Linked DNA regions of Homo sapiens: region 1 is linked to region 2. Evidence: chromatin loops called from intact Hi-C (ENCODE). Cell type or tissue: heart left ventricle. All regions are shown on one strand. Each heading gives the region's core, and the rest is flanking DNA. Links, peaks and the distances in the headings are about the cores only. Region 1 overlaps LINC01845 (long intergenic non-protein coding RNA 1845). Region 2 has its middle 190 kb from the start of LINC01845.

What was found. Hi-C counts contacts between places; a loop is a spot of excess contacts. Peaks named below come from ENCODE experiments on the same cell type or tissue, not always from the same donor. Only the 100,000 strongest peaks of a DNase experiment are listed, where the experiment ranks them.
Region 1: a loop joins it to region 2, with 2.9 times the contacts of the local background. A loop is called at or near these places in 6 of 110 quality-filtered maps.

The regions. Positions count from the first base shown.
Region 1 is chr5:159,447,940-159,460,510 of GRCh38, reverse strand. LINC01845 (long intergenic non-protein coding RNA 1845) reads left to right here. Exons shown (of 7, transcript NR_027110.2): 3 at 862-970; 4 at 1,710-2,086; 5 at 6,980-7,122; 6 at 7,718-7,929; 7 at 11,055-11,955. Among named protein-coding and RNA genes, the nearest start is that of LINC01845, 12 kb to the left of the region's middle. RefSeq lists enhancers at 1,699-1,868, 3,381-3,720. In heart left ventricle, for the core only: no CTCF peak of the experiment used is centred there; no DNase peak of the experiment used is centred there; H3K27ac peaks cover 1,734 bases.
Region 2 is chr5:159,647,284-159,659,854 of GRCh38, reverse strand. No RefSeq gene overlaps it. Among named protein-coding and RNA genes, the nearest start is that of LINC01845, 190 kb to the right of the region's middle. In heart left ventricle, for the core only: no CTCF peak of the experiment used is centred there; no DNase peak of the experiment used is centred there; H3K27ac peaks cover 2,720 bases.

The DNA.
Region 1 (12,571 bases), core at 2,188-10,187, 200 kb after region 2:
GCTTATTTATTACTCTCTCCAGGCTAACCCCTAGCAACCACTGGTCTTTTCACTGTCTCCATAGTGTTGCCATTGTTTTGTTTTGTTTTGTTTGTTTTCTATAATTACTTCTTCTTTCAGCATCTGGAAGAGGAAAGGGCTTGTAGGCAGGGTCCCTCCCAGCCCTGGTGGTGAGGGAATAGCTTTGAGTGTGAGCATGTGAATCTCAGAGTGGGTGAAAGGAAGAGAGCTGAACTTCTGAACGGGAGCCTGAGTCTGGGTGGAGATGGAGCCACTGACAGAAAGAGCCCTTTGTCCAAACAGCCACCATCTCTCTTCCCAGCACCTTTTGCCCCCTTCCCTCATGCATTCCTTACAGGGCTGCTGCAACCCCACCGAGAAGAAACCAAAACCCGGAGGGACTCTAGTCAAGGGCACCATGACTTCCTCTTCCACTCTGAGGGAATGAGTCATCCTCTGGTTTCTCCATTGATTAAAAGAAGAATATAAATATGTACTCCCCTGGGGGAAACCATGCAGTCTAAGGATGAAACCTCAGCCATTATTTATATGTTTAAGATCTACTTTGGTCCTGGCAGGTGCGTCAGGTTATGAGGAGGCACTCTGAGAAGGAAGCCAAGAGCAAAAGATTAGAAAAGAAAATAGTTGAGGATATTTTCACCTAAACTCCTGTTGTGGGTATAAAATTCACAGTCACAATTCTGGAAAAACTGTTTCTATGATTGACACAAAAAAACCAAATCAATCTTTTTACATCAAGATAACACCACTCAAAAGAGATTACAGCCCATCTCTTTTGAGTAATTTATTCACCTGAATTGAAAGTTCTCTCTCTCCCTTTTCTCCTTCTTGTCTCCCCAGGAGCGAAATTAAGTTCCCAGACTTGTTATACCCTCCTGACTTGTTCTCCCCTTCCTTGGGAAGGGCATCTGTTCCAGGCAGGTAACACCTGTCATCCTGGCTGGTCTAGGTAACACCCAATGTCATGGCTGGGCATTGGCTTTTTTCCTTATCACACACACTTCTAAAGTGTCCACAGCTGATGCGACAGTGGCACAGTAAATGTAGGTTGTCCTCCCTGTGACTCGGCCTCCACTTGGTTCTCTTGATCCTGTTGTGCTCTCTCTCTCAGCCCCAACTTTTGGCTCATCCATACTAAGACTCTGCCACAGTGTCCCCTCAAACCACATCACAATGATCCCATGCAAATAACTGGTTCTGACTTCTTAACTACCTTCCTCTACTCTACCACAGGGCATTGAACATTTTCAGATCTCACACACACCCACTGGACCTGAGGGAAACTCAGAGACAGAGTACTGGGGAATATCTCAAATCCTTTCCACTCAAAATGCCAGCATACTGCTCAACTGAGGCCACCTCATGTTGGCATGGGGCACCCCAACAGACAAGTGGTCTCTTCCCAGGATTTAGATCCTGTTTTTAGATCTCCAGCCCTCTCCACTCCTTGATGGGTTCTACACAAAGCAGGAGGGAAGGGGCAGGTAGAGGATAATCATTCTATCTTCAACCTGTTCAGAGTGTTGATGTGAATCCTTAGAGTATCCAAGGAGAAAATGTACATAAGACATTAAGCATGGGGCCTGGCACAGAGAAAGTGCTCTATCCATCTTACAAAGATTAAAGTATCCTCATCAGCTAGCACAGTCTAATATGTAATCAGTTACTTGATTGATTTGTTAATATAGCTGTGTTCTCGTCACCCATGCCGGCACAGTACCTTACACGTAAGAAGAGCTCAGAAATTCTTTGCTGAATTCATTCATTTTGAGGCATAAAATCCAATCTTCCTGAAGATAAGTCCTTTCCACTGAACTGGTGGGGTGTGGGGAAAGGGGTTGCTGGTACTTCATCTGGGGACCCCGAAGGGACCAGGATATGAGTTGGCTAGAAAAGGGGCAGGTAAGTATGGGGCTTTCCCACCCACAGTAGTCCTGCTTCATGTTCTTCTTTCACAATTATTTGACAGGGCACCCCATGAAATCAAGTGGCTAAGTCAGATTTAGGAAGTGGTTTTGAAATTGATGGGTGCAGGGAAGTACCCTTGAGTCAAAATCAGAAGAAAGTGAGTATTGCTGATTAAACACACTCCTCTTATGTTTGGGATGCAGCTGATGGGAAGCAGCTGTGGGAGGTGACACAGCAACAGGAGGGCCTCAGAACTGTGCCTCGCATACATCGGGAACATAAATGGTGAACGAGTGAATGAATGAATGAATGAATGCTTCCAGATGGGCATTCTAAACTTCATGTTTTTTGTTTGTTTGTTTGTTTGTTGTTTTTTTGTTTTGAGATGGGGTCTTGCTCTGTCACCCAGGCTGGAGTGCAGTGGCATAATCTCAGCTCACTGCAACCTCTGCCTCCTGGGTTGAAGCAATTCTCCCTGCCTCAGCCTCCTGAGTAGCTGGGATTACAGACACCCACCACCACGCCCAGCTAATTTTTGTATTTTTAGTAAAGATGGGGTTTTGCCATGTTGGCCAGGCTGGTCTCGAACTCCTGACCTCAGGTGATCTGCCTGCTTTGGTCTCCCAGTGCTGAGATTACAGGTGTGAGCCACCGCGCCTGGCCTAAACCTCACGTTTGATCCCCCTTTGTTCTGGGGTCACCCTGGTGTATGTTACTAGACAACACCTTGGCTATCTGAGCTTCCAAAATTGATGCAGATAGAACAGGAAATGCCCTTGGTGCACCTGTCACCTGAGCAGTAGTCTTTGCCCACTATGCAGTCTTTCATCCCCCACCCCCCTCCCTCCCTTCCTCTTGAGTCTCCAAAGTCCATTATGTCATTCTTATGCTTTTGCATCCTCATAGCTTAGCTCTCACTTATAAGTGAGAACATATGGTATTTGGTTTTCCATTCCTGAGTTACAGTAAGTTCTGTTTTATAGCAGAGTAGAGTAACTATAATTAACAACAATGTATTATATATTTCAAAATAGCTAGAAGAGAGGAATTAAAATGTTCCCAACATAGAGGAATGACAAATACTCAAGGTGATGGAAACCCTAAATACCCTGACTCGATTATTACACATTTGATGCATGAAACAAAATATCACATGTACCCCATTATATATCAATAAAAAAATTCAAAAAACATTTAAAAAAACAGCAAATGCCCAAAAGAGCATGATTCATTATTGCACATACATGAACAAATCCCTGGCACACCACACTTCAGCCCAACAGCAAATTAAACAAAAGCTAGCTACCTCAGAATGTCCTACAGTCTACTCAGTGTGGGCATCTGAGATGCATAAGAACCAGTAATCAGAGCTTTGTGGCAGGGCTGTAGGAATAAAATGTAATTCCTGCCATCAAGATACTTGTAACCTAGTTGGGAGAAAAAATAAACACAGAGATATAGATCTATTCACACTAGGAAATATGTTTGAAATTACATTTGGGTGATATAGTCATTTCATGCTACAGGTTCTGAAAATAGCAGGTGATATCTTGGAGGACCACAGAGGTGAGGGGAGACTTTCTGGAAGAGATGAGATGGCCTGAGTCATGAGCATGACTCAGATTCAGACAGAAAGTGGCTGGTGGAAGGGGGAGTCCCTGAACACTGAGGAGGCTGCATTTACATTTGTCACCTTGCTGGAGGATCCTCTGAGAAGACAATGGGGAGAGTCCCAGCTAATAATAATAGTCACCACATGTCAGGCATTGGGCCAAGAGTTTGGCATGAATTATCTCAGGGAATCTCTTCAACAACTCTCCCAATATCATGTGGCAGATACAGCTGGAGTCTCTTCTTCCTCCTTTGTGACAGGACTTCAATTTTGTTTGAGGCAACTATATGTTCAGTTAAAATACTTGATATCCCAGCTTTTTTTTTGCAGATAGTGTTGGTCATCTTGGCATAGTGTGTCCAACAAAGTATAAGATGTAGTCAGTGAATGGGGCTTTCCAGAAAGCTCTCCAAAGGGGTACAGATGTGGCTGGCTCACGTCTTCAGCTTCCTGCCATTTTCTCCATTCCCCTTTATCTTGCCTGCAACCAGGGCAGCCACCCTGTGGCTCTGGATGATTCTGGGAGCCTGTGTCCTTGATGAGTCCCTGGAACAATGGTACCAACCCTGGCTTGCCCACTTCTGAACTACTTATTGCATGAGAAAAACAAACTCCTATTTGGTTAAGTCACTGCCATCTAACCTCTGTGATTTCCAGCACATGCAATCTTAACACATATAGACAGGTGATGTTCGTACCTTGTTCACAGACTGGGAAACCAAGGCTCAGTAAGTGTCACTACTCATAAGCAGCAAATCCAGTATTTAAATCCAGACCAATGCAGAACAAGGCTGGTTGACTCCAAAGCTAGACTGAGAACCTGTGAAACTACTCCAGAGTCACATTAAAAATTAAAGAAAGAAAGCAAAGCAACCTTTAGCAACTTTTTAACCTCTCATATAACCTTTTCACAACCTACCTTTTATTAGATACTGGTAGGTGTCTCTCACTCCCAAAACACTGCTTCAGAATCTCCTAGAAGGCAGGACCAGGACTACAGCTTTAATCATGCTTATAGCACCAATTTCTTCCCCATTTCCCCATGCCCAGCTCTGGCTATGTGGGCACCCAAAAATACTGGATGGATTTAGTTTTTTTAAAAATCACTCAGGATAAAACTCAGGATTAAAAACATCACTCAGGATAACTGTCTCTGGGAAAGCCATCCCTTTATGTATGTGTGTGTGTGGTTGTGCATGTGTGCCTGAGGGTGTGTGTCACATTGTGCACATATGTGTAAATGGGTATCCAAGTGTCTGAGAGCAGGGGAAGAGGGAGAACTTTTTTATTGCTGTCAAATTCCATCCTTCCACTCAGCTCCTACAGACCTACAGTGACAGCACCAATGATTATATTAGCGATAACTAAACTTTTGTGCAGGACCTGAAAATTTAATTTCCTTGTGGGAAGCGGTAGAGAACTAAGCTTATTTGGGGCCAAGAACTCATGAACTTTCCCAGAAAAGAAAGAGAGAACAGCACATATAGCCACTGGCCTCTGATTTTTCTTGAAAAATAAAAAGGCACAAGCTCATTTTCAAATGTCTCCTTTAGAAACAGCTCCAGATTCGTTTTTCTCTGTACATACCCCACATCAGAGTGGGTAGGAAGACATAGCAGCCCTTGAAAACTCATTGAATTCATTCCAATTTATTCTGTGATTTGTGATTTTTTTCTTTTTTGTTTAAAGAAGTATAATTCCATCATTTTTTTTTCTTCTCAAGTTGCTTGGATGGTCAAGACCCTGTGATATATACTGCGTGTTCACCATGCACTAGAAACTGTTTTAAGAGTGTTTGCATGCTTTATCTCAGCTAATGTTTCCACTTTGAAGATCAGAAATCTGAGGCACAGAGAACATAAGTAACTTGCCTAGGGTCACATAGCCAAAAAATGGCAGAACTGGGATCCAAGCCCAAGCAATGTAGCTGCAATGCCCAAGACCTTAACCATACCATTGTATAGCCTCATAAGTCTGGAACTCCCCTCCTGGTGTCTGAGGATATGAGTTCTTTGAATATAAGCAAAAAATGGCACCTCTGCTTAATTTAAGCCAAAAAAAAAAAAAAAGAAAGAAAGTGGAAGGAGAGGAGAGGCACATGATCCATGGTTTTGAGAGGCAAAATCCCAGGAGAGCCTCCTTGTCCCCATCTTAGTTGAAGCTCATCCATTGAGTAGGGCTGGGCTGGGGACCTAAGCTAATCATCCCAGGTTGCTTGTGAAGAAATGGAAGGTGTGCCACCAGACCAAGAGGATATGGATATAAGGCAGGAGAAAATGAGGCATGTATATGCTGCCATGTCACCAAGAAAGGAACAGATCTGGAATGGAAGTTAGTTAATTTGAGGTTGAATTCTGATATAAACTTGGTACCATGAGATTGACATTCAGGTATTTTCAAAGTGATCCACCCTTAGAATTCATCCATTCACTCAATTGTGAATGTTCTTTCACTAAATAGTCCTTATTGTGCCCAAGTAGGGTACTGGGAGATTCACTATCCCCAAAGGGCTCCCAAAGAATGGTCAGGTGAGGACATCAGACATATGTGCCCATTCACGTTCCAAGCTCCATTACACATCATTGATAATCAGATGCAGGGATAGGTTCTGGGCATACAGCAATGACAAGTCAGATACAGTCCTTAACTTCCATGAGGCATATGCTCTGCATGCCTAATCCTTCAGCAGATATGACAAACTAGGATGAGCATTGTGATGGGGCAGTGCAATGGTCTGGGAAGGCATATAGCAGAGGAATGCAATTTGGAACATCCTGGATATTTTCCATTTAGCCACTCCCAGATCCACTTTCCACCTATTTCTATCCTTTTTTATACCCCCAGGAGGATCACATTTATGGATCCTTTGGTCCACTGGATCTTTGATCCACTGGCTCCCAGCTAGGTTCAACCAGTGGAGGCACTGGCAGGAGATTGGAGAGAAGAAGGAGGAGAACAAGATGGAGACATTTATTTGCCCAGCTCCCTCCCTGATAGGTGGCTATAGATTGGCTGCCTCCCTCTGCATGAGGCCACAGGTCCCCTGAGTTGCCCTGTCCTACATCCCTACAGCTACCACCACCTGGCCCCAGTAAGTGCTCCCTTCCTGCCTGTTCTAGCTTAGCAGGGGAGTGGCTGCCAGACCTTCTTAGCTCGTACTTTTCTTGTCAGATTCCCTTAAATCTGCCCACACCTTCAGGAAAGCCCTTTTATTTACTTTGTTTGAGTGAACCATGTTTCCTATAGGGGGAAGTAAGGTTTACCTAGGAAGTGACATAAAAGCAGATACATATAATTTAAGCAAAAATAGCAGACGGTAATGCACGAGGCGACCTGCAGAGCAATTAGTCCCAAAAGTAACTACCATGTGTGTTCTGTCAAAGAACTTTCATTCCCAGTCTTATTAATTCAATATTGTAAATGATATGTTAAAAATAGTGGGGGAATGCCGAAGAAACACTCAGAGTTAATGAGATGAATCCCCCTACATGAGCATTGTGGGATGTCTGCCCAACCCACACAGCCAAGATATGCTCCTTCAGGTGTGTCCTGCCCACCGACCACAGCTGACTGAACCACAGGTAGGCAGACACCAGGCCTAAGCTGGGCCAATGAGTTCCTCCCTTTTTGGGGACTGCGACTCAAGCACGTTCCTCCTTCTCTGCCGCCCACTTCTGAGGATAAGCAGAGGCCAGAGTTCCGGGTCCCACTTGCCATCACTGCACACAAACGTGCAGCAGCAGTCCATTGAGCATGTATGGTCCTCACTTATTTGTGTGTTTTTAACTGAGTCTCCTGGCAGATGGCAATTACAATATTTCTTGAAGGGGCAGCTTTTCTAATTGGTGCAATTGGGCCATGGGCAGGGCTGGGTATCCTCATGTCATACGTCCACCAATGCAGTGAAAGCCAGTCCAGAGAGAGAAGAGATGAGGTAGACATTCAGAGGAGCCAGAGATGAGAGACTGTGGCACCCAAAGTGAGAAGCTGTGAGAGCACGTCCCCAAGGCGCCTGTGCCACTTCCGGTCCAATCAGCCATTTCCACCCCTGGCTTCCCTAAGCTGCCTCTTACAATCAGTTCCCATAATTTGCTGAGGCGAGTTTGAGGAACTTTCTATTACTCGTCTAGGGGGATAACATTTCTAAGCTATTAACCAATGTGCTCTTTATTCTAGAATTTCCTTTTACCCCGGGCTGCTCCCCTTTTTGTGTTCAGCCCAGCAGTCTGCCTTCATTCCCTCAAGGAAGAGCTGACATAAAAGAAAGCAAAGGGGTGGCAAAAAAAAGAAGTTAATGATTAACCTTGAGCTTCAAGAGCTTAAGCATAGGCAAATAGGAAGGCTTCGTGCACATACAACATATTTGAGAGAATATGAGTGGAGTAAAGGTAAGGCGTCCTATTCCCAGAATGGAAAGACGTCCCTAGGCTGGAGAGTAAGGGGGCGGGGAGAATACAGACCAATTAGGACCTAATTTGTAGGACTCAAGGACAAGGTGGGAAAGCGTCTAGAGATGGCTCAGGCTCTGCTTGAGTCAGCACTGTCCTTCCATATTGCCCAGGAGCTATGCAGACCACTGGAGACACACCAGGGTCCATTCCACTGAGCACCATATGTTTCCTGAGCTAAGGCACCTGGGAAAATCCCCCCACCATGGGAGCCAGCACCTCACCACTGACTGCAGAAATGAGGTCCATCAGACTCTGGTACTTTCTTCAGTCCACTCTGAGCCACCCACCTTCTGTGGCACCCACCAACCAGAGTGACCACTTCAGCAAGCACTGTACATAGTATCGCCAGAGTAGCAGGATCAAGTGATGCGGCCACTTAGAGAACTTGTAGTTCAGCAAGAAATGAGACTTGATAAAAATATCATTTTATCTTTGTGGGCAAGCTGAGAAAATGAGGGTAAGATGGCAGCACATTTGGGGGAATTGGGAACCATCCGAACAACCGATGTGCTTGAAGCCTGATTAATTATGCCAGGGTCCACTTCGAAAGCAGTCTCTGTCCTCAGTCCTCAACTCTGTCCTATTCAGGTGGCAGCTAATCAAAGTAGAGGCCATTTCCTGACTCAGCAGAAAAGAGAGTCATGATCAGCTGCAAGGTCTGCCACGGCTCAGACGTGGCACCCGGCACACGCTCCTGCCATTTGCTTTCTCTGCCCTCTACCACAGCATCCCTGCCACACCTCTTTTCCTCCTGAGCAAGGACCACCCAGAAGTCACTCTATGGCTTACTTTTTGTGTTGTGAGTACCAGTAAGCCACTCAAATGGACTACAGAAATAAAGGAAAGGTATATTAAAAGGATACAGGGTGTCTCCGAGAACCCTGGAGAGGAGCTCATCTGGATTCTTTCCTAGGCACACTACCACAATGAGCAAAATCTAATAAACTAAACAATTCTGCAGTTGGATTTTTTAAAACTCCAATTGCACCAATCCTAGATGGGAAGGAATGCAGCTTGATGCTAGCACATGTGATAAAAACACTTAGGATTTTGACTGCCAGCTCAGAATGAGTCAACAATGTGATGTGACTGCCAAAAAAGCCAGTGTAATCTCGGGCTGCACTAAACAGAGAGGAGTGATGGTGCGGCCTTCAGTTCAGAGAATCATGTATCAAGGCCCAGTGAACAGAGAAGGGCGGCCAAGGAGGACTCAGAATCATGCCGTATGGGGGAAAATAATGGGAGTACCTGGGATATTGCCGTCTGGCCTCCTTTTCAGGGATTGGTGGGAATGTTCTGGACCTGAGCTTACCAGTAAAGAGTCTAGGGTTAGACTGCCTGAATTGAAACCCCAACCCAGCTACTTACTAGCTTTTTCCTACATGCCAAGAATGAGATATTTATTCCTCATCACTACCTTCTGAAGAAATACCATCTTCATCCCTATCATACAGATGAGAAAACTGAGGCACAGAGAGGTTCAGTAGCTTGCCAAAGGTCACACTGCAAGCAAATTGAAGAAATATCCTTTGAATGCAAGGAGAGTGTACTTTCTTTGTTCTTCCCCTAAGCAGCTATACAACCTTGAATCTTGTCACTTCTCACTATACTTCAGTTAGCCCTAGGGCTACGTGACCAAGTACCCCAAAACATAGAGGCTTCAAGCAAAAATTCTTATTTGTTCACAGATCTGCAATCTGGGCAAGACTTGGTGGGGACAGCTCATCTCTGCTCTACTGGGATCAGCTGGGGTGGCTCAAAGGTGGGGTTGGAAGCCTCACTCACTCTCCATTTGGTACCAAACATCTGGAGGCTAGAACAGCAGAGGATCCTTGGACATCACTCTCTGTGGTGTCTCTCCACATGCTCTCTCCAGCACAGCACCTGCAGGGTAACCAAACATTTCACAAGTTGGCTTGTGGCTCCCTGGCATACATCCTGAGACAGACTGAGAGAGCCAGGTAGACGCTTTCATGTCCTAGCCTCAGAAGTCACATCGTGTGACTTCTATCACATCCTTAGTACAATCGGAATAACCACAGTGCTTCCCTGTAAGGACGAATTGAGACAATGCAGGTAAAATGCTTAGCACATTGTCTGGAAGCTGATGAAGATTCTATAAATGTCAGCTGTTGTTATTTTAAAAGTGGCTCAAAAAAGACATCTTAAAAAGACAAATCTGCTACTACTACCAAAAACATGCGTCACGCACCCTTAAGCCCAGCAAATACCTTTTGTCCACTGGTGTCTTTCCTTGCCCCATGTAGTCAGACACTGAAGCTCGCTGCTCTGGGAAGTCACACCTCACCCTCTCGTCCCATCCCTCTGATAAACAAGGCCGGTACTTGGAACTGCCTGGGTTGTGCTTCCCAGGAGGGGTACCTTCGCTGACTCAGCTGGGAAGGCATCCAGTGACTCATCAACTATCAAAAATTGATTAAACATCCTCAGGTCTTGGGAAGGGAGAAAATGCCCAGGAGACCCAAGATCCTCTCTTACCCCAGGACCCCAGTGGTTCCTCAGAGAGGAAAACCTGGGCTTGAAGATTAACTGGGCCTTCATATGAGCGGAGGTGTTAGTCATTCTGGGCACATACACGTCTCCAGCATTAGTAAGAAGAGTTGCCAGCTCCCTTCTGAATATTCAAACTCATGGCTAGCCCCCCTCCCGCATCCATTCCCATGGCTTCAACTACCATCCAAGCTAATGAGTCCTAAATCCATATCTCCAACCCAGAATTATTTCAGGAGCTTGAGACCTGCCCCACTCAGATGTCCCAAAGGGCCCTGAAACTCAGCATGCCCCCCTAATGTTGGACTCACCTCCTTTCCCTCACCCAGACCACGACTCTCAGTGAAGATTTCCATGGTGCACCCAGTGGCCCAAACCAGAAATCCAGCTTACCTTGACACTCCCCTGCTCTGCCCCTCAGGAGTGACCCATCACAGGTTCTGCAGTTTCTACCTCCTAATCTCCCTCTGCCAAGAATTTTCTTAGACAACATCCTCATAGCTTCTGAACCCAACTCTATCCTTCTCCAATTTTCCCCTCGCTGCTGTAAGATCTCTGCCAAATGTAAACATGAGCATCGCCGCTCTGTGTAAGACTCTTCAGTGACTCCCCCTTGCCTTCCAGATAAAGTCCATGTTTCTTAACATGGTTCCAAGGCCTTGCTTGATCCAGTGACTATGCATCCATTACAGGCTGAATTGTGTCCCATAAAATTCATACATTGAAGCCCCAGCCTCCAGTAATTCAGAACATGACTGTATTTGTAGATAGAGTCTTTAACGAGGTAATTAAGTTAAAATGAGGTCATGTGTGGGGGCCCTTAATTCAATATGCCTGACGTCTTTATACAAAAAGGAGATAAGGACACAGACACGAACAGAGGGAAGCCCATGTGAAGGCAAAGAGGAAAATGGCCATTACCACCCAAGGAGAGAGGCCTCAGGAGAAACCAACCCAGCTAACACCTGGATCTCAAACTTCCTGCCTCCAGAATGATGAGAACATACATTTCTGTTGTTTTAACCACCCAGTCGGTGATACTTTGCTCTGGCAGCCCTAGCATCTCTCTCCTTCACCTCCCTAAACCGCCCTCCCCAGGTTATGACACTCTAGCTGTGTGCTCAATGCCCTCTCCACTCCAGGCTGGCCCCACTCTCACCTGGGCATCTACATTGCTCCCACCACTCTTCATCCAGCTAACTCCTTCCTCCATGAAGCCATCCCTGACCTTTAAGTATCTCCTAAGATACCCGCTTCCTTCCCCTCTCAGAGCCCCATGTTACGACTACCCATTTACTCTGTGTCAATACCACACTGTGTGCTACATTAGAACAGGGGCCATATGTATCTTGCTCACATCTGTGCCTAGAACAGTGTCTGGTACCTACAAGTGCTCAATAAATTCTTTTGGATGACTGGCAATTAATGAAAATAAATCAAATAATTCAAAGCTGATCATATTTACTATTTTTTTAAAAAATGAAGTTCATAAATATCTTAATAGAGATTCCCAGTGAAGTCCCCTTTTGAGGGCTTAAGTTTACAAAGCAAAGCCACTCTGTCATAAATTTGTGTTTCTTTGGCCACCAGAGACTTCGAAAGGAGGCCCTAATAGAAGGCAGCTGATTCAAATTTAGTTCGGGCACCAAGACCACGCTTTAACGTGTAACAACATGGTGAGCTGAAGTCACACTCTGGGTCCTTATCTTTGTTTCAGGAAAACTGAGCCCCAGATCTCCTGGCCATCTCACTGGGAGTCGGGAAAAGGCCCGACTGCTTCCATAACAGACAGCAAGAAGCCCTGCACCTCTACAGGCAACCCGTGGCACAGGGACACATATTCATTTTGGTCTGTTTAAGAAATTGATGCATAACGATTGTGCATATTTATGGGGTACATACAGTGTGATGTTTTGGTACATGTATGCATTGTGTAATAATCAGCTCAGGGTAATTAGTGTACCCATCTCTGCCAGCATCTACCACTTCTTTGTAGTGGGAACATTCAAAATTCTCACTTCTAGCTATTTTGACATATAAAACACCTTACTGTTGACGTAGTCACCCT
Region 2 (12,571 bases), core at 1,721-9,720:
TCTAAGCCAGGAGTTGGCATATGTCTTCTATAAAGAGCCAGATAGTAAATATCTTAGGCTGTGCAGGCCATGAGGTCTCTGTCACAACTACCCATCTTCAACTCTGACATTGTAGCAAACACAGCCATAGAATATATGTAAATGAATGGACATGGTTCTGTTCCATTAAAACTTTATTTTCAATAGACAATGGCATGATTTGGCCCTCAGCTGTCACTCGCTGATCCCTGATTTAAACCAAAGTATGACTTCTCTGTTATTCCTACACAAAGCTTCTTATAAATCATAAATATGTGCCCACTGCTGTTTCTTGCATTAGTCTGCTAGATCTATGAGGGCAGGAAGGAACTTGGACTCTTAAGGATCTGCCAGAATATAGAGCCTGGTAAAGTGCTGACCATACAGTGAGGCCTCAGTAAACATATGTTGCATAAAGGAAGAAAAGGAGAGAGAAAGGAAGAAAGGAGGGGAAGATTCCTTCTTCAAGTACAGGTACTTTTTGTTAAAAGGCAGCAAACATTACTGGTTCTTTTTTGTCTTTTTTTCTTTTCTTTTTCTTTTTTTTTTTAGATGGAGTCTTGCTGTGTTTCCCAGGCTGGAGTGCAATGGTGCAATCTTGGCTCACTGCAAACTCTGCCTCCCGGGTTCAAATGATTCTCCTGCTTCAGCCTCCCGAATAGTTGGGGTTACAGGCACCCACCACCACACCCAGCTAATTTTTGTACTTTTAGTAGAGACAGGGTTTCACCATGTTGGCCAGGCTGGTCTCAAACTCCTGACCTCATGATCCACCCGCCTCAGCCTCCCAAAGTGTTGAGATCACAGGAGTGAGCTACCACGCCCGACCAACTGGCTCATATTTTTAACTCTTTCTCTTTGTCAGGAGAGTCCTAGGGTAAATGACTTATCCATTTACTGTTGTGTTCATTTCTTCATCCCTTCAGTGATGTGGTGTTTACTATCTCCCCTATATACTGAATACTGTGCTGGGGAAACAGATCCTGGCCAGGCCCTTCTGAGCATCTAGTCCTGAAAGCTGAGGGCTCTCCCCACTCTCTGTTCCCAGAGGCCTTTTATTGTGTTTTGTTGTTGTTGGGAGCCAAGGGAAAATTCAAGCTTTGTGAAGTGAAATTGAGAGGCACAAAGCAATTAGCAAAGAAGTCCCGCAGAGGCCCTCTCAATCCAGGAGCGAGCCCTGCCCTCTCCTTCCTGCCTCATTACTGTAAAACAGCCCTCAATGTAATTCTCCACTATGAATTTCTCCACCTTGGCAGATGAAAAGCGAGTAATTGGGTACCCCGAAAGTTTAGCAGCAGCATTCCTTTGAAAGAGACAAGACACCTCCCTGCGCATGCAAGTCCCACCTCACTTCTTCCTCCCCCAGTCTGCTCGCACCTCCCCGGCCTCCTCCAAACTGACTGCAACACCATCTACGAAGCTGAGAGCTGGGCAGTCATTAAAGATCATCAACTATAGAGCTCTTCACCAGGCAGGATTATGTTTAGCAGACAGCAAGACTGTTCCTGCCGGCTCCCGTTAAGTTTCATCAAAACTGTGCCTAATTAAAATCTTCAATTTAATTATGCTCCTCTGCATTACAAATTTTGATCAAATTGGTTTAATTTGGTACAAGGAGTTATGTTCATTTCACATGCAAAGTGAGCCCACCCTGAAGCTAGGCTCTGTGTCCCCAAAGCCTCTCAGGACCCTCTTGTACAATCAGGATTGCCCCCACCCTCCTGTGACCCCAGATTTGGAGAATCGCCCGAGGCTTGGGAAATTGGCAGTTGTTGCTCTGCCCACATCTGCAAGAGCTGTCCTGAAGCCACACTGAAGCTGACAGCTGTCTTCCCCCACCCACCTTCCCCTCCCAGCCTCCCTTTCCTCCTCTGCTTTTGAAACGCCCTCATCTCGGGAAAAATCGCACCCAATCTGTCAGTGAAATATGCTGTGGGATTGAAGCTCTGGCAATCTGTTTCCACTCAGGAGAGAAATCTCAGCCTGCTAGTGGCCCCGTGGAGAACTTCCCAAAGTCCTTCATTTACAGAATCCCAAAGCAAAGGGCTCCCTGATCACCCAGTCCCAGGCAGTTTCCCTGCCTTCTACCCATAGTCAACAGGCACTGCCAATGCTTGGCCTCCCAGCACTTCTTTATCCCTTCCTAGGTCCTTATCCCATCATATAGAGCCCCAAGACCTGAGATCACCCAGGTGACCCCTCCACCTTACACCCTCCTGGCAACCAGACCTTTCCAGGTGGTCTTACCCTCATCGAAACCCCCTGGTCTGGAGTTCCACTCCCTCTAGGGCTTCCCTTGCAAACCTTCCAGCTCATCTGATGGTGGCATTCCTGCTCCTCGCTGAATGCCTTGTGTCTCAAGCTGAAGTGTGAGCTCCTTCTATGCATGTGTGCTCAGAATAATTTATCCTATGTGGAGCCGCAGGCTAAATGCCACCTGTCATACTGCAATGTCAGTTTTACTCAAAGGTAATTTAAAACCTTATTTGTATATTGTGGAATGGAATGAAAAATTCACACGATGTTTTAAAACAAGAGACTTCAAAGATAAGCGGCCGGGGGTTGCAGCCCAGACCCCTTGGGTCTTAGTCCACTTTCTCTAACCTTTGGCAAAGAAGTCTAAGTACCCCTGGTGAAGTGTTACCAAAACCCTCATAAAATATTCGCCCCTTCACCGGGACTTCTGATCCCAGAAGACTTTTATCTTTTATTTTTATTTATTTATTTATTTTTTTGAGATAGAGTCTCGCTCTGTTGCCCAGGCTGGAGTGCAGTGGCGCGATCTCGGCTCACTGCAAGCTCTGCCTCCCGGGTTCACGCCATTCTCCCGCTTCAGCCTCCCGAGTAGCTGGGACTACAGGCACCCACCACAATGCCTGGCTAATTTTTTGTATTTTTAGTAGAGACGGGGTTTCACCATGTTAGCCAGGATGATCTCAATCTCCTGACCTCGTGATCCACCCGCGCCCGGCCCCAGAAGACTTTTATTTAAGGGGTGGCCATTCCTCTGGGAAGGATGCCTAAATCTACTGCTGCCTGTCCCCTCTCTTTGACTCTATTCCCAAATTGCCAACTGCTTGATTGGACATTTTCACTTGCACACCGTGCCTTGGATGGCCCTGAAATTAACTTGTCCACAACTCTAAACCTACCATGTCCCACCAGCATCATCAGGCCTGCTCTCCCATGTCATTTTCCAGCTTATCTTAATGGTGTTCCAGTTTTCCCTGGCACTGGGTTTGGAAATACAGGAGATATCAACATTGGCCATAAGTAAACAAGTAGGTAAATACATAAATTGACTAGATTTTAGTCTTTTTTAAAAAAACTGCTTTTGATTGCTGATTCTATTTGAGCATGCACTCCATAATGGTTTAAGGCTAGATGTTTCATCCCAACTTAATAATCCTATGCAAGTCCCTTGTCAACTCCTTCCAGTACCTAATACAGGCTCAGCAAATGTTAAATGTTAATAGAATTAGTAATAGATAGAAGTAGATCATAACACAGTGAGAGATGTCCCTGTGTTGTATATAACTCACTGCTATGTGAGTGGGAACAGAAGGTTGCAGTCGGTCAGGAGAGAATAGTCTCCCTGTATGGTAAGACAAACAGTCCAGGGAGATTTAGAGAGGTGCCCAGGGAACTCTGAGGCCTGCTTGTGAGACAGACAAACCAGTTTTTCCAGAGCTCATGGTTTATGCTTCTTTGACCAGATGATGCTGACTGGAGAGAAGAATCCAGTGGAAAGAGGAGAGACAGGTGCTAGGGCAATGGCTGGTACGGCATGGAGCCAAAAGGGCATGAAGTAAAAAGCAGGAAAGGCATCACAGAGCAGGCACTCAAGTATTTATGTGGTGAATTAATTATAGTAATATCATAATGGCTAAAACATTTATTGTGAGCTTGCTCTGTGCTGAGCAGCATGCTCTAAGTGCCGTGCAAGCATTAACTGTTTAGTCCTTGCAACAGTCTTGAAAATGATGTGTTATTATTCCAATTGTATAGATTGAGAACTGAGGATCAAAAAGGTAAGTAATTTGTGCAAGGTCACCTAGGTAGTCAATGGTGGAAGTAAGGTTTGACTCCAAAGCTTGAGTGATTCACCATGGCATTTTTCTTCCTCTTATTCAAAAACCTGCTTTATTATTTACATTTTTCTTTTTTCTCTGAGAATGTTCCAACCCCACCCGCACTCAGTAAAACTCTTAGAAGGCAGAGGCAGGGTCTCAGAGTTCTTTGAATTCTCAATTCTTTACCCAATGCTTTGTGTAGTAAATAAGTAATAAATGCTATAGATGTATTGATAGAATTGTTTGTTAATGGATCAATGTTGAGAAAATCAGGCACTGTAGCAGGCAAGGAAAAAGTTTCTGGAAAGGAGCACTCGATGCTTATCTGATGAAGCCAGTGTACTGTCAACACCTGTTCGCCAGTCTCTTCTCATCTACACAGCTGTACTGGTTCTGCTGCCTGGAACCCTCTTTTCTTGTCTTCTCACTCCTTCTGGTTTATTGCCTCCTGTCCTGTAGGCCTCAACATAGATGCCTTCTCCAGGAAGCCTTTCCTGATTGCCCTCGAATTTGGTTAGAGGTTTCCACAGAGTCTTAACTTCTCCCATCACAGCACTTATCCCACTGGATTGCAACTGCCTGTTGACTGTTTAGCCTTCTTCAACTAGATCATAGGCTCATTGAGAATTGGGTTGGCCTCAGCAAAATATATACATGGTAAATAATATGTATATATATAACTTGTTACAGTGAGCCCTCCCACCCAACCCCAAACCAATGAGCCCTCCCACTCAACCCCAAACCAACGTCCATATTCCCAAATTCTTCAAAGAGCAATGAAAGAGCAGTGAACACAAATTCCCCCACTTCACAGTTTTGCCTATACCAGGATTGACATTATCTCAGGATATTGTAAGAAAAAATAATGAATGAGAACTTCCAACAGTTACCAGGGGACTGAGACCTTGGGCAAGTTCCATAGGCCCTCAAACTTTAAGGTTGGAAAGTAGTGAACCACTCTACCTCTCTCGTGGAATTGTTATAAAGATACACTGAGATGTAAAACAGTGTTTGACACCACGTACATGCCCAGTAAGTGTCAGATGCTGTTATTATGTATAATTATGTAAGTGTCAGATGCTGTTATTATGTTATAATTATATTATGTTATTAGCATTATATGGTGTTGAAGTGTTGAATATTTTCCATTTCTGCTCACATAGAATAACTCTGCTGGGGCACTTTAGCATCATTGGTATATTATTAAGCAATTAATATATACAAATAATATACATGCAATTAATTAGATATACCGAGATGTCCAGGGATTGGAAGTGAAGTCAGACTCTGGAATTGACAAACTCCAGCCTCATCTAACTGAGCAGGAATGCGGCATGCAGCACCCCAGACTGGATGGAACCAGAGGACCCATCAAAAGCCTGAGATGTCTGGCTCAGCAACATTTCTCACTTTTCAGCCTACTTCCAATTCAGTCCACATGGTCGAAAATTAAAACAAGTTATGAAGAACCATAACATTTAGATGCTGATGAAAAGTTCTCAAGTTTTCCTCAGCTATAAAGCTGAGTGTTGAGTAAGTTTTCCTCTAATTTCTTCAGCTATGAACAACAAACAATGCAGGCTGTACATTCAAGAACAAAATTTGGAATTGCGATCAAATGAATGAACAACAAAGTGAATCTGACATATTTAATGATAAATCTTATTGTTGTGTTGCATGGTAATTAGACAAAATGAGAAGTTTACATAATGGCTATAATTATTTATTCATTTACTTTCACATTGTTAAAGCAAACTTTTATAGATTTTCTCTTTTCACTTTGTTAGACGTTCTGCATTCATAAACAGTCTCTGTGTTAACTGTTTTCTCCAATGCTCCTTAAGATTTAAATGGAATCCTCATTGCACAAAGGTATAACTAGTTGCAAGCACACTCACGCATGTTAGCAGACAGAGATCTGGGGATGGAGTTTCCATACACTGAGTTCTTACATCTATCCATGCTCCTTCTCCTCCCTTTAGCTCCTGGGATGACTTCTGCCTAGAAAATCATGCCCAAGGCTTCTCCTCTACTTCTCATTTTCTCTTAAGGTAAGAGGTTCTAGATAAGAAAATCCATCTAGTCCCTTTTCTATAGAAGAATATTAACCACATTTGGTGACATTGGCTGCTATAACAAATAGATCTTCAATTGTGAAATGGCTCAAACATAATAGAAGCTTATTGTTACCTACCTATAAACCCAAGGCAGGTGTTCCTGCTTGATATGAGACTCTCTTCCATCCATTGATATGATGACCCACGGCTCTTTCTATCTTGTGGTTCCACTCCTCCCTAAAGGCTTGTCTTCATCGTTGGCACTGAGCTGACAAAAGAGAGAGCATGCACAAGAACTTGCTGCTTCATAAAAACCGTGGCCTGAGAATCATACCCACCTCTGTCATTAGAACTCAGCCATACAGTCACATACACAGCTTCAAGGGAGGCTCAGAAATGAGGTCAAGCTGTGTGCTGGGGAAGAAGAAGAAGAAACAGGTTTTGGTGTACAACTGGTCATCTCTGCCCTTTCTGAAATCATTGCGGAAAAAAGGAAGTAGAGTCAGCAAACCAGATGTAGACTGGAGATGGGTGAGGGGCAGGGAGGATGAGATGAGATATCAGAGAAAACAAAACAAAACAAAAAACTATAACATTAATTAGATAATTAGGGATACGGTCCTTAGAGTAGTATTATATTAATGCTTAATTTCCCAGATGTGACAGTTACGTTGTGGTGATGAAATTGAATGACCTTGTTCTTAGATGACACCTTCAGAAACGTTCAGGGGTGAAGTGCCATGATGGCTTCAAATGCTCCCCCAAATACACATACACACATATGCACACATACAGGGGGAGAGAGAGAAGAAGTGATTGTGCTAAAACATTAACAATTGGTGAATCCCAGTGAATTACATCCCAGGAGCAGCCGTCCTAGGTGTGAAATAGCGTGATGTGTGCTGAAATCAGGAAGCAGAACCGGGCTTCTGGAGCATGATGTGCCCAGCAACGAGGGCAGAGATGAGCCTAGAGAGTGGTAATGATTGTGATGGGGCTTGTATAGCATGAAGCTTGACTTCATCCTGCAGGCCAAGGGGAGCCACTGAAGGGCAGGGCAGGGACAAGGTCTCATGGGTATTTTAGGTAGAATGTGTTCAGGGTGGATTTCAGGGGAACAAGTCTGGATGAAAGGTAAGTATATCAGTCTGTTTAATGATGCTTATAACAGAATCCCTGGAACTAGGTAATTTATAGAGAAAATAACTTTTTTTTGTTACGGTTCTGGAGGCTGAGAAATCCAAGGCTGCATTTGGTGAGAGCCTTCTTGCTGGTGGGGACTCTCTGCAGATTGTCAGGGTGGTGCAGGGCATCACATGGTGAGGGGGCTGAGTGTGCTAGCATGCTAGTTCAGGTCTCTCTTCCTGTTTTCATAAAGCCAACAGTTCTACTCCCACAATAACCCATTAATCAATTAATCCATGAATGTATTAATCCACTCATGAGGGCAGAGCCCTCACCATTTAATTACCTCTTAAAGTTCCCACCTCTCAATATTACCACATTGGGGGTTAAGTGTCAGCATGAGTTTTAGAGCATTCCTTCAAACCACAACAGTAAATAATTTAATTCACACAGTAATTATTTGTACTTTCAGAAGCCAGCCCTGTGCTAAGGGCTGTGGATATGCAGAACTGGGGGAGCTACTGGGATATGTCTAAGAGAAAAATCAGACTTGGCTCCTGCCTTCTTGAAGTTTAGGGTCTAGTAAGTGAATATATATATTAAGCAATAATTATAAAAACAAGTGTGAAATTATAGCTGCGATGAGTTAAGAAGGAGACGTTCATGGTGCCTAGGATCCCATGATGACTATATTTTATTTTTGGTCAGGGAAGGCAGCATCCCAGAGAAAGTGATGTTTGAGCTAAGATTTACAGGATGAATAGGAGTTATTCACCAAGCAGAGGGAACAACATGGATAAAGCCTTTCTAGTTGGAAGAAGCGTGGCATGTTTGACAAATAGAGAGATCAGTATAGCTGGGAGGCAGTGAGTGAAGGAGAATATAGAAAATGAGACAGGAAAAGACAAACAAGGACCAGCCTTTGTAGGCCCTTGTAAGCCATCACCATGGATCTGGCCTTTACCCTGTGTGCACTGGGAAGCCATAGATGGCTTACAGGTATGTGAATGTTGGGGATGGTGACTGGCATAATTCCTGTAGCTGCAGAATGCAGAATGGATTACAGCACAAGATTCAGGAGCCCAGGTAGGAGGCTGCTATAGCCATCTTGAGAGAGATAATAAGGGAGGGAGACAGGGGATGGAGCCAAGAAGTCTCAGATCACAAAATGGGTAGAATTTGGTTGTTTGATTTAAGATGCCAAGGTCACAGGGTTGTAGTTGACAACAACTGGCCAGATGATGGTATCCTCAAGTGACAGAGAGAATTCCAAAGAGGAATCAGCTGTAAGGAATATGGTGAGTTCAAATTGCGACAGGTTGAGTTTGGAGTGCCAGGTGGAGTTATCTAGCAGAGAGTTAGATAAATGAGTCTGAAACTTAGGAGGTAAGCCTGGGCTTGAAATAGAAACTTGTGAGCACTCAACATTTAGATTTAGATTTGAGATGATGTCAATGCTTAAAGTATATCTTCGTTTAAGAAGAGGTCAGAGAAAGAGGAGCTCACTTCAGACACAGGGAAGCAAAGGCCAAAGACAGTCAAAAATAACCTGGAGATTGTGGAGTAACAAGAAGCCAAGAGTTTTGACTTTTCAGATTCCACAGTAAGTGCGGTCATGTGGTATTTGTCTCTCTGTGTCTGGCTTATTTCAATTAGCTTAATGTCCTCTAGGTCCATTCAGGTTGTTGAAAATGACAGAATTTTTTTCTTTTTAAAGGCTAAATAGTACTCTGTCATGTATGTAGACCACATTTTTAATCCACTTATCAATTGATGGGCACTTCAGCTATTTTGATATCTTGGCTATTATAAGTAATGCTGCAGTAAACATGACAGTACAGACATCACTTCGACATACTCATTTCAATTCCTTCGGATACATACCCAGAAGTGGAGTTGCTGGATCATATCATAGTTCAGTTCTTTTTTTTTTTTTTTTTTTTTTGAGACAGAGTCTCGCTGTATGCCCAGGCTGGAGTGCAGTGGAGCGATCTTGGCTCACTGCAACCTCTGCCTCTGGGGTTTAAGCAATTCTCCTGCCTCAGCCTCCCGAGTAGCTGGGATTACAGGCACCCACCACCACGCCCAGCTAATTTTTGTATTTTTAGTAGAGACGAGGTTTCACCATCTTGGCCAGGCTGGTCTTGAACTCCTGACATCGTGATCCACCTGCCTTGGCCTCCCAAAGTGTTGGGATTACAGACGTGAGCCACCACTCCTGGCCAAGTTTTGTATTTTTAGTAGAGATGGGGTTTCACCATCTTGGCCAGGCTGGTCTTGAACTCCTGACCTCGTGATCCACCTGCCTCGGCCTCCCAAAGTGTTGGGATTACAGGCGTGAGCCACTATGCCTGGCCAAGTTTTGTATTTTTAGTAGAGATGGGGTATCCCCATGTTGGCCAGGCTGGTCTCAAACTCCTGACCTCAGTTGACCGACCTGTCTTGACCTCTCAAAGGGCTGGGATCACAGGTGTGAGCCACTGTGCCCGCCCCATATTGTAGTTCTATTTTCAGCTTTTTGAGGAATCTTCATACTGTTTTCCAAAATGACTATATTAACTTATAATATCACCAATAGTGTACAAGCATTCCCATTTCTCCACATTCTCACCAACACTTTTTATTTTTCATCTTTTTTACAATTGCTGATCAAAAGTGGTAAGGTGATATCTCATTGTGGTTTTAATTTGCATTTTTCTGATGCTTCAAGATGTTGAGAATTTTTTCATAGATCTGCTGGCCATTTGTATGTCTTCTTTCAAGAAATGTCTATTCAGATCCTTTGCCTATTTTATTATAGGGTTACTTGTTTTCCTATTATTAAGTAGTTTGAGTTTCTTGTATATTTTAGATATTAACCCCTTACTCTATGAATAGAAGGTGGCAGGAGGATGTGAACGGGGACAAGGGAGATGTTTGCCAAAGGGTACAAAGTTTCCATTAGACAGGAGAATAGGTTCTGGTATTCTATTACATAGTATGGTGACTACAGTTAATATAATGTATTATATATTTCAAAATAGCTAAAAGAATGGATTTTAAATGTTATCATCACAAAAAAGGAAAGTTTCAGTAATGAGTATGTTAAGTAGCCTGATTTGATCATTCCACAATGTCTACATGTATCAAAACATCACATGCACCCCATAAATATATACAATTATTATTTGTCAACTAAAAGTAAAATAAAATACATTTAAACTAAGGTGTTAGAAAAAAGAACCCAAAGGGGTAGTGAGATCCAGGAGTTGTCAGATGCTCAAAAGGTCACCTGAGGAGAAGAACTGGAGAATGCCCATGTCCTGTAGTAGCTAAAGATATCACTGGGGACCTTGGTGACAACAGTTCAAGCACAGCAATGGGGCTAAAGTCAAAAGCCAGTGACATGAAGGTATAGGAAGAGAAGACAGTGGGTGTGAGTCACTCTTGAGGGGAGTTTGGATGACAGAAGACAGAAAGATGTTCAACAGCAGCCATGGGGATTTGGGTCTTGACTAGAAGCACTTCATCCCTCATCTGTCAAACTTGAGTGTATTTTAGCTGCCAGTTACTAAATAGACACATAAGAAATTAAAGCAGTGTCTTGCCCTCAAAAAGCATGTGCTCTGAAGCTATTTTCAAACTCGATTTCACGGAACCCTGGGTTTTAGAAACACCATTAGGAGAGGGGAGCAAAGGGAAGGCTGAGGTCTTGGGACTGTGACTGCTGTCTCTTCTCTGCACTTATCTTTTTCGTGGGTTTCCACATTTAAAATATTTTTCACAGAAATGCATTCTGTTGCTAAGGAAACAAGTTTGTAAAGTGGTGCATTATAGGATACAGCATTCTACACCAGAGGTTGGCAAACTTTTTGTCTGTAAAGGGCCAAATAGTAAATATTTTTGACTTTGCAGGCCATATGGTCTCTGTTACAGCTACTCTTGCTGTTGTAAGGTAAAAATTGCTGTAGAGAATATTAATGGGTGTGGCTCTGTTCCAATAAAACTTTACAAAAATAGGGGGTGGACTATAGTTTGTTGACCCCTGTTCTAGATGTTGATGAGGTGCAGCAGGGCTTTTTCTTTTTTTTTTTTTTTTGAGACGGAGTCCCGCTCTTTAGCCCAGGCCGGATTGCAGTGGCGCAATCTCGGCTCACTGCAAGCTCCGCCTCCCAGGTTCACGCCATTCTCCTGCCTCAGCCTCCCGAGTAGCTGGGACTACAGGCGCCCGCCACCGCGCCCGGCTAATTTTTTGTATTTTTAGTAGAGACGAGGTTTCACCGTGTTAGCTAGGATGGTCTCGATCTCCTGACCTCGTGATCCGCCCGCCTCGGCCTCCCAAAGTGCTGGGATTACAGGCGTGAGCCACCGCGCCCAGCCCAGCAGGGCTTTTTCAACCTATTCTTTCTGAAGGTATTTCTGTAAGACATAGCGTACAGTAAAAGAGTGACTATTCTGGCCAGTCTCAGTGTTGCTTAGTTCTCGGGATTCTCACCCTTGGCTTCCTGACTTTGGTTTCTCCCCAGCTGGAAGGCTGACCATCTCCCATCCCGCACTGCGGACTGCTAAAATACTAGTCTTTCCCCAACCCTACCTCCCATCTTTATCTTTTTACCCTCGGGTCTATTTTATTCTTCCTCTCAATTTAAAAGAAAGAAATTCAAAAAAACCATTCCTCAAACCAAGCAAAAACAATCTTTTAAAATGTTGGCTGAAGTGAAACCCCGTCTCCACTAACATAAAAATTAGCTAGGCTTGGTGGTGCGCACCTGTAGTCCCAGGTACTCGGGAGACTGAGGCAGGAGAATCGCTTCAACCTGGGAGGCAGAGGTTGTAGTGAGCCGAGATTGTGCCACTGCACTCCAGTCCGGCAACAGAGTGAGACTCCGTCTCAAAACAAACAAACAAACAAATATATATATGTTGAAGACAACTCCCTTCCTAGAACAAAAAACTCATGGAATGGGTTCTTATTAATAATTATTTGGGGAAGCATCAGCCTTGATAATTCTGATATTATGAGCCGAATGTCGCAGCAGAAATCAGCAAACAGAAGAATAGGGCTCCATGGGCCAGGCCCGGGCCAGGCCCTGACCAGGAGGGAAGCTGCCAGCTCCCTGGAAAATGAATTGGAGGCATTAGTAAATCTAGGTCGCGATCCGAGATCTGGAGCTGGGTAATAGGATGAAGACAGGCCAGGGGAAGGAGGCTTTTCCTATGCAAAAAGGAAACACCCTGTTTTCTTGCTTTGGAAAGTAGAGGAGGGTAAGAGATGGTAGAGGATGAAGGAGTCCAGGAATTGGCCATTTGGGAATCAGG